2 separate regions of the Homo sapiens genome follow, and region 1 is linked to region 2. Evidence: chromatin contacts called from ENCODE POLR2A ChIA-PET data. All regions are on one chromosome and are shown on one strand. Each heading gives the region's core, a stretch centred on a gene start or an enhancer-like site at or near the end of the contact. The rest is flanking DNA. Distances are from core to core; before and after follow the strand shown.

Evidence for each region. ChIA-PET counts read pairs that join two places held with the same protein, here RNA polymerase II (POLR2A).
Region 1: POLR2A ChIA-PET joins it to region 2 with 14 read pairs in activated naive CD4-positive, alpha-beta T cell. The contact joins the enhancer-like site here to the promoter of SNHG21 in region 2. POLR2A ChIA-PET finds 5 or more read pairs at or near these places in 7 of 52 experiments (A549, BJ, HepG2 and 4 more).

Annotation. Positions count from the first base shown.
Region 1 is chr15:82,919,288-82,925,041 of GRCh38, reverse strand. The region is part of intron 1 of HOMER2 (homer scaffold protein 2); the gene reads left to right. LOC105370928 (a long non-coding RNA gene) reads right to left here. Exons shown (of 5, transcript XR_007064741.1): 4 at 5,625-5,739. Among named protein-coding and RNA genes, the nearest start is that of HOMER2, 31 kb to the left of the region's middle. Within about 2 kb of position 3,586, at least 4 of the 41 ENCODE cell types and tissues checked have a DNase peak (open chromatin) inside an H3K27ac peak, as active enhancers do.
Region 2 is chr15:82,746,533-82,753,121 of GRCh38, reverse strand. SNHG21 (small nucleolar RNA host gene 21) reads right to left here and starts at 2,558. Exons shown (of 3, transcript NR_110098.1): 1 at 2,274-2,558. RefSeq lists enhancers at 2,385-2,454, 2,745-2,874.

The sequences.
Region 1 (5,754 bases), core at 2,337-4,836, 170 kb before region 2:
CTGAGCACCTCAAGGGCTTCAGCCTAAACATAGTGGTAGGGGGAGAGGAAAAGGGCTGAGGTGGTCTGGGAGAAGAGTGGGTAGAACAAAGGTGTGGGAAATAACTGATGATATGCACAATGGAACAAAGTAAAGGGACCCTGGAGCATCACGTTGGGCTTAGGTGACTGTCACTGAGTAGCTATGTGTGGCTTTGGACAAGTTACTTAATCTTTTTTTCCTTTCTGTTTTCCTCTGTGAAACAAAGTATAGATGCCGATTTCTCAAGGTTGTTGGGAAAATTGGGTGAGATGTATGTCAGTGCCCAGCATGATGCCCAGCCCACAACAGGTGATCAATAAGCACTAGAACCTCCAGGAAGTACCTTTTCCAAGGTTCTGCTGAGATTGCGGGGAGCGGATCTTAGCAAGCATTGCCGTATGACCATGGAAAGGCATTTTCTGTTTAGAAAACAGATCTCTTAGGAGCAGACTGTGAATTGCCCTGAAGCCCTAAGATGTAAATGTGCATGGAAACATGTCAATCTGAGGATGGAAGCTTGAAGAAGATAAAAGTGAAGTCGGGAGAAGTCTACACACACAAGCCATGTGGCCCTTTGGAGAAGACAAGTGACATGTCCCTGGTGCATGGGAACAAGCAGGGGCTGTTCTGGGGCCAGACTCAAAAAAAAAAAAAAAAAAAGGGCCAGCACACATGGGCCCCAGCTGTCTAGACACCTGCTGGCAGCCTCATTTTACTAAAAGTCAAGCATTGAACCTTTTCCAAAGGGAGAATAAACTCTAGAAGATCCAGTACCATAGCCCCACATCTGATTGATCTTAACCCGTTACCCACACAGCAGCCAAAGCACTCCAGAGTGACGGGAGAATGTGCCGGTCTTCTGTTAGCTGCTTACTTCTGTGTGCTGAAGACCTACCAATACTCCGTACCTTTTCTTTCCAAACCCAAAGAAGTGTACAAGGAACTTTACTGAGTGCTTGCTCCCATCACCTCTTGTTCTCTCTTTCTCTGTCTCTCTATGTCTGCACGCCTCTCTCTCACCTCTTTGTTGACACATTTCCTGGGTGCCAAGCTCTGTCTTAATTCTGGCTGAGACACGGCACGTAAGATGTAGTCATGACCCTTAAATTTACCCTGGTAGAGCTGTGCTTTACAGCCTCTTTCAGACCAGGCAGGGCGCATTGGGAAGGGTCACTTGTACAACCGACTGGGGAAAATGAAGGAGGTTGATGGTAAGATCAACCATAAGCCAGGGTTCCAGCTGTCAGGCCCTGCCAGGAGCCGAGAGGGTCAGTGTACCTCAGCATACCCTGCGTGAGTGTGGGTGGGTATGTGCACACTTGCATGCGTGCATGGGAGGAGAACATTATCTAGCGGTTCTGCTGTAGAGCATGTTCTCAGCTCCCTGTACTGTCCAACAAAGAGCTGCTGTTTGCTTTTTGGAATTACACAGGGTCCCACTAGGCAGGAGCTGGTCACTCTGAGCCCTCTGAGACTGGGGTTCACTCAAAGCCTCTGGCCACAACATCAAGCACCTTTTTTTTTTTTTTTTTTTGAGACGGACTCTTGCTCTGTCACTCAAGCTGGAGTGCAATGGCGTGATCTCAGCTCACTGCAACCTCCACCTCCCAGGTTCAAGCAATTCTCATGCCTCAGCCTCCTGAGTAGCTGGGACTGCAGGCACGTGTCACCAGACCCCTCTAATTTTTTGTATTTTTAGTAGAGATGGGGTTTCACCATGTTGGCCAGGCTCGTCTCGAACTCCTGACGTCAGGTGATGCCCCTGCCTCAGCCTCCCAAAGTGTTGGGATTATAGGTGTGAGCCACTGCGCCTGGCCCAAGCACCTCTTTTATCAAGGCACTACAGGGGCCCCAGAAATGAAAACCTGATCCCTACCCAAGGGGACTTGCAGCCCAATTTGGGGGGAACACATCTCTAGCTACCCAAAGATGAGCCTGAATAACATATGACGGCCACGAGTGAGGTATAGAGAGAGCTGGTATCCAGGGAGAGAACCCAGTCTGGTGTTGGAGCCACGTGCCTCTGATGGAAGAGGTGACCAATTTGCACTTTGCCCTGAAGGGTGGTAGGATTCTGACCTGGGGGTGGTGTGCTCAGTGCAGGGGTGACATGAGCAGGGGGCATTCTGGAGGAAGGCACAGCTCCTCGGAAAGCACAGGTATGGGGTGAGCAGGGACATCTGTTAAGCCTGTAGGTTGGGTGCAGGGATTGATAGGGAGGAGATGACAAAGTTAGGTGGAGACAAAGGCTGAGTGAGGACTTGGATTTTGGCTCAGAAGGCTGCCTTCACAACCTGTTCATGAATAGCTGGACAGGCGGACACCTGTGGTTGGTTTGAATGGAGTGCAGTTGGCCCTGTGTAGTACAAGGGAATCAAGCATAAAAAAAGGCTCCCTTCACTTGTGTCTCACTCGTTTGAGGTTCACAAGGGCTAACTTTCTATTGAATGTGGCCTCTCTCGGCTTCTTCCGAGCCAGCATATACCTAGTGCCGCTGGGCTATGTAAAGCTGTGGACACAAACTATTTTTGTGCTCCTTCAAATGCCCATGTTTATTTTTAAACTTGAGGCTTTGTAAAGCAGGGAGGTATCATGCAGGCTTTACTTTTGAGTAAAAAGGTTCTCTTGGGCTGATAGAACCTGCAAAAAGTGTTCTTGATTTAGAGTTGTGCATTCTCTTAATGCCTCAATGCCTGTAGTCTGGCATTATAGGGAAGGCCATGGAACTCATTTGCTTTAAAACAAATCCTGGAAAGAGGAAACCCCACATATGTTTGCCAGTTCCTTAAAGTGTCCTGGCAGATCTGTGTCAGGGGCAGTGGTGCTCATACAAGGAAGGTCTTTCAGTGTTGGAGGTGGGGTGGGTGTGACAAGCTGGGATGTAAATCTGAATGTGCCAAGCCCACCTCCAACCTCCCACCAATAGGAGCCCTTGGACAAGGAGCTTAGAATAGAATATCTGTTATCTTTTAAGCATATGCAAGTTATAACTGAAAAATGAATGAGATTAACTTAATGTTCAAGATGGAGGATTCAGCACTTGTGCTTATTTATACCTTCTCTCCCCAGAACCCATTAAAATGATAATAAGGAGATTATGAAAAGTATAATCCCAGGACAGCAAAATGAATGGGAGGGAATTATCAGTAGTTGAGAGATTACAATAAATTTCTGGACCATAGAAAGCTAGTAGAGGAAAGGCAATGTCAGAAATATAGCACAGAGGAGACCAGAGCCCAGAGTCTGAGTGGAGGGGCCACAGGGAGTTGGGGTAGCTGACCAGTCTGCCCTGCACAACCCCAGAGACCCTCTGAACTGAGTCTGCAGGTCCAGCAAGGGCAGGAGTGAGAAGTGGTGCTGAAGCTGGGGCTTTAATTGGAGGTCTCAGGTGATACTAGGTGATACTCCTGCCACAGGGACACTGTGCATATCAGCGGGATGGGGGACGAGTGGACTCCACTGGCAGAGCCAAGACTGGGAGTGTGGATGTTGGCATTCTAGAATAAAGTCTTCCTTGGTCTGGCGTGCATCCAGGGTAGGCGGATGGTATTTGGAAGCATGGTATCAGCTCAGATCAGCGTGGGGAAAGGGGGAAAGTGTGACGTGCTCCAGCACCAAGGAGTCCGGAAGGGGAGGAGGAGCCAGCAGAAGCAGCTTCTCATCAGATAAGATGACAGGAGAAGAGTGGAGCAAGGCCTGCACAGTGGCACATGAGGGAAAACCTGTTTTTTTTGAGATGGAGTCTCACTCTGTCCTCCAGGCTGGAGTGCAGTGGTGCGATCTTGGCTCACTGCAACCTCCGCCTCCCGGGTTCAAGTGATTTTCGTGCCTCAGCTAGCTGGGATTACAGGTGTGTGCCACCACACCTGGTTAATTTTTTGTATTTTTTGTAGAGATGGGGTTTCCCCATGTTGGCCAGCCTGGTCTTGAACTCCTGACCTCAGGTGATCTGCCCACCTTGGCCTCCCAAAGTGCTGGGATTACAAGTGTGAGCCACCATGCCCGTCTGAAAATCATTTTTTTTAAGCCATTTAAAACAATTGTTTTAAGCTGAGTGCTGTGGTAGTCGCAGCTCCTAGGGAGGCTGAAGTAAGAGGATTGCTTGAGCCCAAGAATTTGAATCTAGCCTGGGCAACATAGTAAGACTTTGTGTCTTAAAAAAAAAAAAAAAAAAGATTGTTTTACCCCCAGAGTGGTAGGCTAAAAAATGTCTCCCATAGATATATCAGATGCTCATTTCTGAACCTACGTTACCGTATATGTTAAAGGGTCTTTGCAGATATGATAAGTTAAGGACTTTGAGATGGGGAGGTTATCCTGCATTATCCAGGGCCCAGTGTAATCACAAGTGTTCTGAAGAGAGTAGCAGAGGGAGATTTTACTACACACAGAATAGAGAAGAGGATGTGAGGATCTCTGCAGAGAGCTTTGAAGATGCTTTGCTGCAGGCTTTGAAGATGGAGGAGGAGGCCATGAGCCAAGGAACGCAGCTCTAGAAGCTGGGAAAGGTGGGGCAATGGATGCTTCCTTAGAGCTTCCAACCCTAGAGCCTCTGGAGGCAGCATGGCCCTGGCGACACCTTGGTTTCAGCCCAGTCAACTGACTGCGGATTTCTGCCCTCCAGAGCTGTGAGAAAATAAATTCCTGTCATGTAAGCCCCCAAGTTTGTGGGAATTTGGTACAGCAGCCCTAGGATACATCCAGCCAAAACCAATCAAGTATAAGGGGGAAAGTAAAGGCCATTCCTGATGTGCAAGGACTTAAAGTTGACCTCCCGCTCATCTTGAGGATCTACAACAGCAAAACAATGGCGAAGACTATGAAGGAGGTCATGATGTGGGGAAGTGGGCAAAAAGAATTGATGGCTCCTGGGAGTCTGGTGAAAAGAACTTCTGGACAGATGGCTATGAATGGGCCTCAGAAGCATTCACTCCAAATTACAGGTGGAAGTTACTGGCTCCAAGAATAATATCTTGAGGACAGAGACTGGAGCAGATTCCAGACAATGGACAGAGTGAACAAGCTGGAATATACTAGGGTTATGGGAAGACGGGCTGTGTTTCTTTCCTCGATAGAGAAGGCAATAGGAAAACATCACAAAAATTAAAAATTATCACAAGCATGTCATGTTTCAAATATGAAGTGCACGAAAGATACCGCCTGCTTTTGAACAACTGGGAGAGTGCTAGAAAGGAGAAGCTTCTCTCTGACCTTGATACTAGGAATGTTTTCCTGTGAGTAGCACTCTGCTGTTGACATTGGAACTGTACAGAAAGAACTATAATCCTGGCACATTTTTTGCCTCTGCAGGGAACAATATTTATATAGTCATAAGAATGTTCTTTTTTAAAAGGGTTACATAGTACTCTATTGTGTTAATTTATTGACTTGATTCTTCCTGGTACTGGACGTTCCAATTAATTTCTGGTTGACCTTTTTGTAAATAATGCTCAAACCTGAGGTCAGTTTGATCTGTGAAGCCTCTTTGTTGGGAGAGTTGGATAATTGGATTATTATACTAGTAATGTATGATTATGTATGAGAAGGGACTCCACATGCAACAATGATGACTGAATTCTGCAGGGAGGTGGTTGATGGCTTACCTAATGACTCTCCCTCACTGGGCTGAGCTGTTTGTGCTGGGCGTCTGGCCAACAGGCCAACCTGTCCTTGATCCTGTATGGACGAGCAACCCGTTGTGACTTCCCTGAGTAAGGCCTGAAGGCAGAGAGA
Region 2 (6,589 bases), core at 1,309-3,808:
AAGAGAAACTGCCTGTGGCTTGTCCATGTCCAAATCTACTAAATTGGTAGTCTTCTCTTCTTAGCCCATGATTCTCTAGCAGCTGGTCTGAACCACTGCCTGAAACCACTAAAAAAAAAAAAGAAAGAAAGAAAAAGAAAAAAAAAAAAAGCAACGAGATAAAAATAATACAAAATAGCTGGGTGCAGTTTTGTAGAGATGGGGTTTTGCCCTGTTGCCCCAGGCTGGTCTCAAACTCCTGAGCGCAAGTGATCCACCCACCTTGTCCTCCCAAAGTGCTGAGATTACAGGTGTGAACCACCACAGCTGGCTGAGAAAAGTTTAAATCTCAAGTTATATATGTGTATTTTTGTAGAGAAGTATCCTAGCTGATTAATAAACTTTCCAAGCATAGAAAAATATCACAGGCCAGGCACAGTGGCTGACGCCTGTAATTCCAACACTTCAGGAGGCCAAGGTGGGAGGATGGCTTGAGCTCAGGAGTTTGAGACCAGTCTGAGCAACACAGAGAGACACTGTCTCTACAAAACATTTTTTTTTTTAATTAGCCAGGGTGGTAGCACACACCTGTGGCCCCAGCTACTCAGGAGGCTGAGGTGGAGGAGCTCTTGAGCTCAGGAGGTCGAGGCTGCCAGTGAGCTGTGATTGCACCACTGCACTCCAGCCTGGGTGACAGTGAGGTCCTGTCTCAAAAAAAACAAGAAAAGAATTAAAAATGGACATCTGTTTGTGTTCTCTGTGCCTGGAATTATACAGCTACTGGAAATACAAGCTACTGTGCTTGTTGTTGCATTTTTAAGTTGATACTTCTGCTTATGTCACAATCACAACAGCAATCATTCCTCTACATAATCTAAAATGTCTTTGAAACATCTGCATAAAGTAGTTCTTAAAAGTTGGTTTCTGTGGGGGCTTCTGAAAGCCCTTCTGGGGGTTAGTGAAGTCAAAACTATTTTCATATGAACAAAAGCTCTTTGGAGTCTTCAATAACTGTTAAGTGGCTCTTGAGACCAACAAGTTTGAAAATTGTTTATATAGGAGCCAGGCACGGTGGCTCACACCTGTAATCCCAGCACTTTGGGAGGCCAAGGTGGGAGGATCACCTGAGGTCAGGAGTTCGAGATCAGCCTGGCCAACATGGTGAGACCCCTGTCTCTACTAAAAATACAAAAATTAGCCGAGCATGGTGGCATGGACCTGTAATCACAGCTACTCGGGAGGCTGAGGCAGGAAAATCGCTTGAACCCAGGAGAGGGAGGCTATTCATGGCTTCCCCACAATGAACATCCGGTTAAATGAGCTCCTCAGTACTTCAGATACCCCCTATGTGATGTGAACAGTTTTTCAGTATTTGCTAATGTATGGTTTTCTGGGCCTCAGGCTCACTTACTTTCTTCACAGGCTTGCCACTTTCCTACAACACATTTCCATTTCATAACATGAGAGAGATGACTGCAATAATGCACAAGACACTTAAGCCACACAAGCACCAAATGTAAGATTACTTAAAACAGCTGAGGTTTGACTGCAGTGCACTCTACAGAATCAGTTTTCTAGGGTGAGCACATAGCTTGCTCAGTGAACCCCAGGCCGCTCTGTGTAAATGTATGTAACAGGCAATGAAAGTTCCTTCTTCACATATTGTTACTACACATCTGTTGCTAAAAGGGAAATGACAGAGCGACGTGACAGACTCATCTCCATCTACAAACTATGGAAGATGTAGATGACTGACACAGTTCTAACTCCTAACACACACGGATTTTGCCTTTCATGGATTTATACTGTATGTAGATGTACATTACCACCCTTTTCACTCCTCCTTGCAACTCCCCGTCAACCTCGTAAAAAAAGACGAATTGTCTAGCAATGCAAAGAAACAGTATGGTGTACAACAAATAATTCCGGGCTAAAAATGAAGAAATCGCGCTTTCACTCTCGGCTCTGTTATTAACAAGCTGTATAACTTTCGGCCTATCTCCCCCATCATGCTTCGGTTTAAGCTAAAAGGAGGGAGATGACCAAGATGGCTTTGCTCTGCTTCTGACACCAAATGACCGCCAGCAGATTCAGGAAGCTTAAGAATTACCAACTCCGTGTGTGTGTGTTCTAAAATTAATGCAACAGGTGTTGCTGCCTCCAGCAGGCGTCACCGATTCAGAATGTCTGGGTTCTCGCAGGCCCTTATGGGACACAGAACAGCACAACCTATGTGAAAACTGTAAACTTTAGTCTGGTGAGTGCATACTTCTCCCTTCCACATTTATACTAACCTCAGCTCCGTGGGCTACGAAGCTCGTTCTTCAAATGAGGTGGAGAAATGTAAGCGCGATGAATGAGGCCCAAGTCGCTGGTGGCGCTGAACCCCCAAAAGATACACACCGCGACAGATGCAACGACCCCTCACCTCTACTCCCGTTCCCAGCCGCATCCTCTGAAACCTGATACGCCTGCCTGCCTACCAGGACGCTGCTGTCACTGGCTCTGCTCGGTGGCCAGAGACAGTACTCACTCCATGCGGCCACCCCTCCAACGTCCCACCTTCCTAGTAAATCCACTCTCTTTCCGGCGGAAAAGCCCTTCTCGTTTCCTGCGCGTGAGAGGAAGTCCCGCCCCACGCACCAGCGTGACATTACTGGAAGCGCCGAGGAGCTTCGCGCAGGCTCAGAATCGCTCAGCTGGTTGACGTTATCCAGGAGAATCGCGTTGGACTCAGGGAAGACCTGCACAGGATCCGGTTGTTGCTGGGTCCGAGGGCTGTAGGGAGTGGAGAAAGGGCCGGGAATCGTTAAGCGGGGTCTGGGAGAACGACTTGCAGATTCACATTTCCTCCGCCCGCGGATGTCCTCCGGGGAATTGAGGCTTCCTTCCTCAGCTGCCCTTGTTTCTCTCTTTGCTCCCGCTGCCCCTTGTTCTATTTCGTTTCTTACTATTTATGTAGTCTCATTGCTTGCGGTTATAATGGCCACCACTTTATTGAGCATTCACTGTACAAGCATCTCGCAGCAGGCGCTCATAAGCGTCTGGCAATTCTTGGCCACTGCTGGAAGCCCAATCATTCTTTTACCATGGAAGGGATTTGAGAGCCTACATAATCCTGTACTCTAATAGCCACATGGTACTCTTGGGGCTAGGAAGATAAAGTAGAAATTGAAATTGCTGTTGTATTAGTTTTCTGAAGCTGCCATAACCAAGTACCTCACACTGGATAGCTTAAAACAACAGATATATTTTCTCGCTTTCTGGAGTCTGGAAGTCAGAAATCAAGATGTCAGTGGGGTCTTGCTTCTTCTGAGACTCTGGATAGAATCCTTCCTGCCTCTTCCTAGCTTCTAGTGGGAGCCAGCAATCATTGGTGTACTTTCGCTTGTAGCTGCATTACTCCATTCTCTTCCTCTGTTATCAAATGGTATACTCCCTGTGTGTCTCTGTCTCTGTGTGTTTTATAAGGACACCAGTCCTGTTAGGTAAAAGGCTCACCTTACTCCAGTATGACCTGATCATGACTAATCACATCTGCAATGACACTCTTTCCAAATAAGGTCACATTTTGAGGTTCCAGGAAGGACATGAATTTTGGGGGCGACACTAACCAACCCAGTACAGCTGTTAAAGTTCTCAAGAAGTAGACAAACGAAGAGTTGACAAATAAATGTAGTACAAGTGGATTCAAATTTAGTTCAGTTTTATCTGAGTGTTCATAGACATTCGGAGTATCCCTTTAAAGGATGGGTAGGGGCCGGGCGTGGTGGCTCACGCCTGTAGTCCCAGCCCCTTGGGAGGCCGAGGTGGGCGGATCAGCTGAGGTCAGGAGTTTGAGCCCAGCCTGGCCAACATGGCGAGACTCCGCCTCTACTAAAAATACAAAAATTAGCCGGGCGTGGTGACAGGTGCCTGTAGTTCCAGCTACTTGGGAGGCTGAGGCAGGAGAATCGCTTGATCACAGGAGGTGGAGGTTGCAGTGAGCTGAGATGGCACCGTTGCACTCCAACCTGGGTGACGAGCGAAAATCCATCTCAAAAAAAAAAAAAATTAGTTACGAAAGATTCTCTCTACTTCTATCTTTTGAAAGAGACTATAGATAATTTGCATAATTTCTTCCTTAAATGTTTCATAGAATTCACCAGTTAGACCATCTGGACCTGGTACTTTCTGTTTCTGAAAGTTATCAATTATTGATTCCATTTAAAAAATAGATATAGGCCTATTCAGATTGTTTCTTCTTGTGTGAGTTTTGCCAGATCGTATCTTTCAAGAAATTGGTCCATTTCATTTAGGCTATCAAATTTATGAGCGTAGAGTTTTTTTCTTGTTTTTGTTTTTGGGCATAGAGTTTTTATCACCCTTTTAATCTTCATGGGATCTGTAGTGATGTTCCCCTCTTTCATTTCTAATATTAGTAATTTATGCCTTCTCAATTGTTTTTATAGTTAGATTACTAGAAGTGTTTTGCTTTTATTGCTCTTTTTCAAGAACAAGCTTTTTGGTTTCAATGATTTTCTCTATTTTCTGTTTTAAATTTCATTGATTTCTGCTCTAATTTTTATTATTTGTTTTCTTCTACTTACTTTGTATTTAATTAACTCTTCTTTTTCTGTTTTCCTAAGGTGAAAGCTAAAATTGATTTTAGATCTTTCATTTTTTCTAATATATGCATTCAATGGTGTTAATTTCCCTCTAATCACTGTTTTAACTGCTTCCCACAAATTTTGATTATATTTTCACTTTCATTTAATTCAAAATATTTTTAAATTTCTCTTGAAATTTCTTCTTTGGCTCATATGTAAATTAGAAGTATATTGTTTAATCTCCAAATATTTTGGGATTTCTAGGTTATTTTTCCATTATTGATTTCTAGTTAAATTCCATTGTTGTCTGAGAGCAGGCATTGTATAATTTCTATTCTCCTAAGTGGGTTAAAGTGTATTTTATGGCCCAAAATGTAGTCTCTCCTAGTGAATGTTCCCTATGAGCTTAAGAAAAATGTGTATTTTGCTGTTGTTAAATGAAGTCGTCTACAGATGTCAATATTATTCAGTTGATTGATGGTGTTGTTGAGTTCAACTGTGTCTTTACTGATTTTCTTTGTGCTGGATCTGTTTATTTCTGATAGCAATATGTTGAAATCTCCAACTATGACAATGGATTCATCTGTTTTTCTTTGCAGTTCTATCAGTTTTTACCTCACATATTTTGATATTATGTTGCTAGTCACATACACTTTAAGGACTGTTATGTCTTCTTGGAGAAATAACTTCTTAATCATTACATAATGCTTCTCTTTATCCCTGATAACTCTTTTTTTTTTTTTTTTTGACAGTGTCTTACTCTATTGCTCAGGCTGGAATGCAGTGGTGCAATCACAGCTCATGGCTCATTACAGCCTTGACTTCTGGGGTCTGGTGATCCCCCTACCTCAGCCTCCCGAGTAGCTGGCACCACAGGCATGCGCCACCATGCTCGGCTAATTTTTGTATTTTTGTTAGAGATGGGGTTTTACCATGTTGCCCAGGCTGGTCTTGAACTCCTGAGCTCAAGTGACTCACCTGCCTTGTCTTCCCAAAGTGCTGAGATTACAGGCCTGACCCACTGTGGCCGGCCTATCCCTGATAACTTTTCCTTCATTGAATTCTGCTCTGTCTGAAATTAATATAGCTATTCCTGCTTTCTTTCTCTCTCTCTCTCTCTCTCCCCGCCCCCCTTCTTTCTTTTTTGAGACGGAGTCTCGCTCTGTCACCCAGGCTGGAGTGCAGTGGCACGATCTGGCTCACTGCAAGCTCCGCCTCCCAGGTTCACGCCATTCTCCTGCCTCAGCCTCCCGAGCAGCTGGGACTACAGGCGCCTGCCACCACGCCCGGCTAATTTTTTGTATTTTGTTTAGCAGAGACGGGGTTTCACTGTGTTAGCCAGGATGGTCTCGATCTCCTGACCTCGTGATCTGCCCGCCTCGGCCTCCCAAAGTGCTGGGATTACAGGCGTGAGCCACCATGCCCGGCCTCTTTCTTTTATTTATTTATTTATTTATTTTACTTGACATGGACTGCCTGAACATCCCACTGCTTTCTTTTGATTAGTGTTAACATGGTATATCTTTCTCTTTTTTACACATTTCCTCTTAATCTGTATTTGTCTTTAAAGTGTGTTATTTTGTTCACAATGTATAGTTGGATCTTGTTTTTTTTTTTAATTTACTCTGACAATCTTTGTCTTTTAGGTGCATTTAAACCACTGATATTCAACGTGATTATTATTATTCTTTTTTGAGACAGTGTCTCACTCCCATTGCCCAGGCTGGAGTGCAATGACATGATCTTGGCTCCCTGTACCCTTGACTTCCTGGGCTCAGGTGATTTCTGCCACCTCAGCCTCCCAAATAGCTGGGACTACAGGCACACTAAGCCCCACTAATTTTTTGTATTTATTTAGTAGAGACAGGGTTTTGCCATGTGGTCCAGGCTGGTCTCAAACTCCTGGGCTCAAGTGATACACTTGCCTTAGCCTCCCAAAGTGCTGAGATTACAGGCATGAGCCACCATGTCCGGCCTCACAGTGATATAGTTGAATTAATATCTATCATATTTGTTACTGT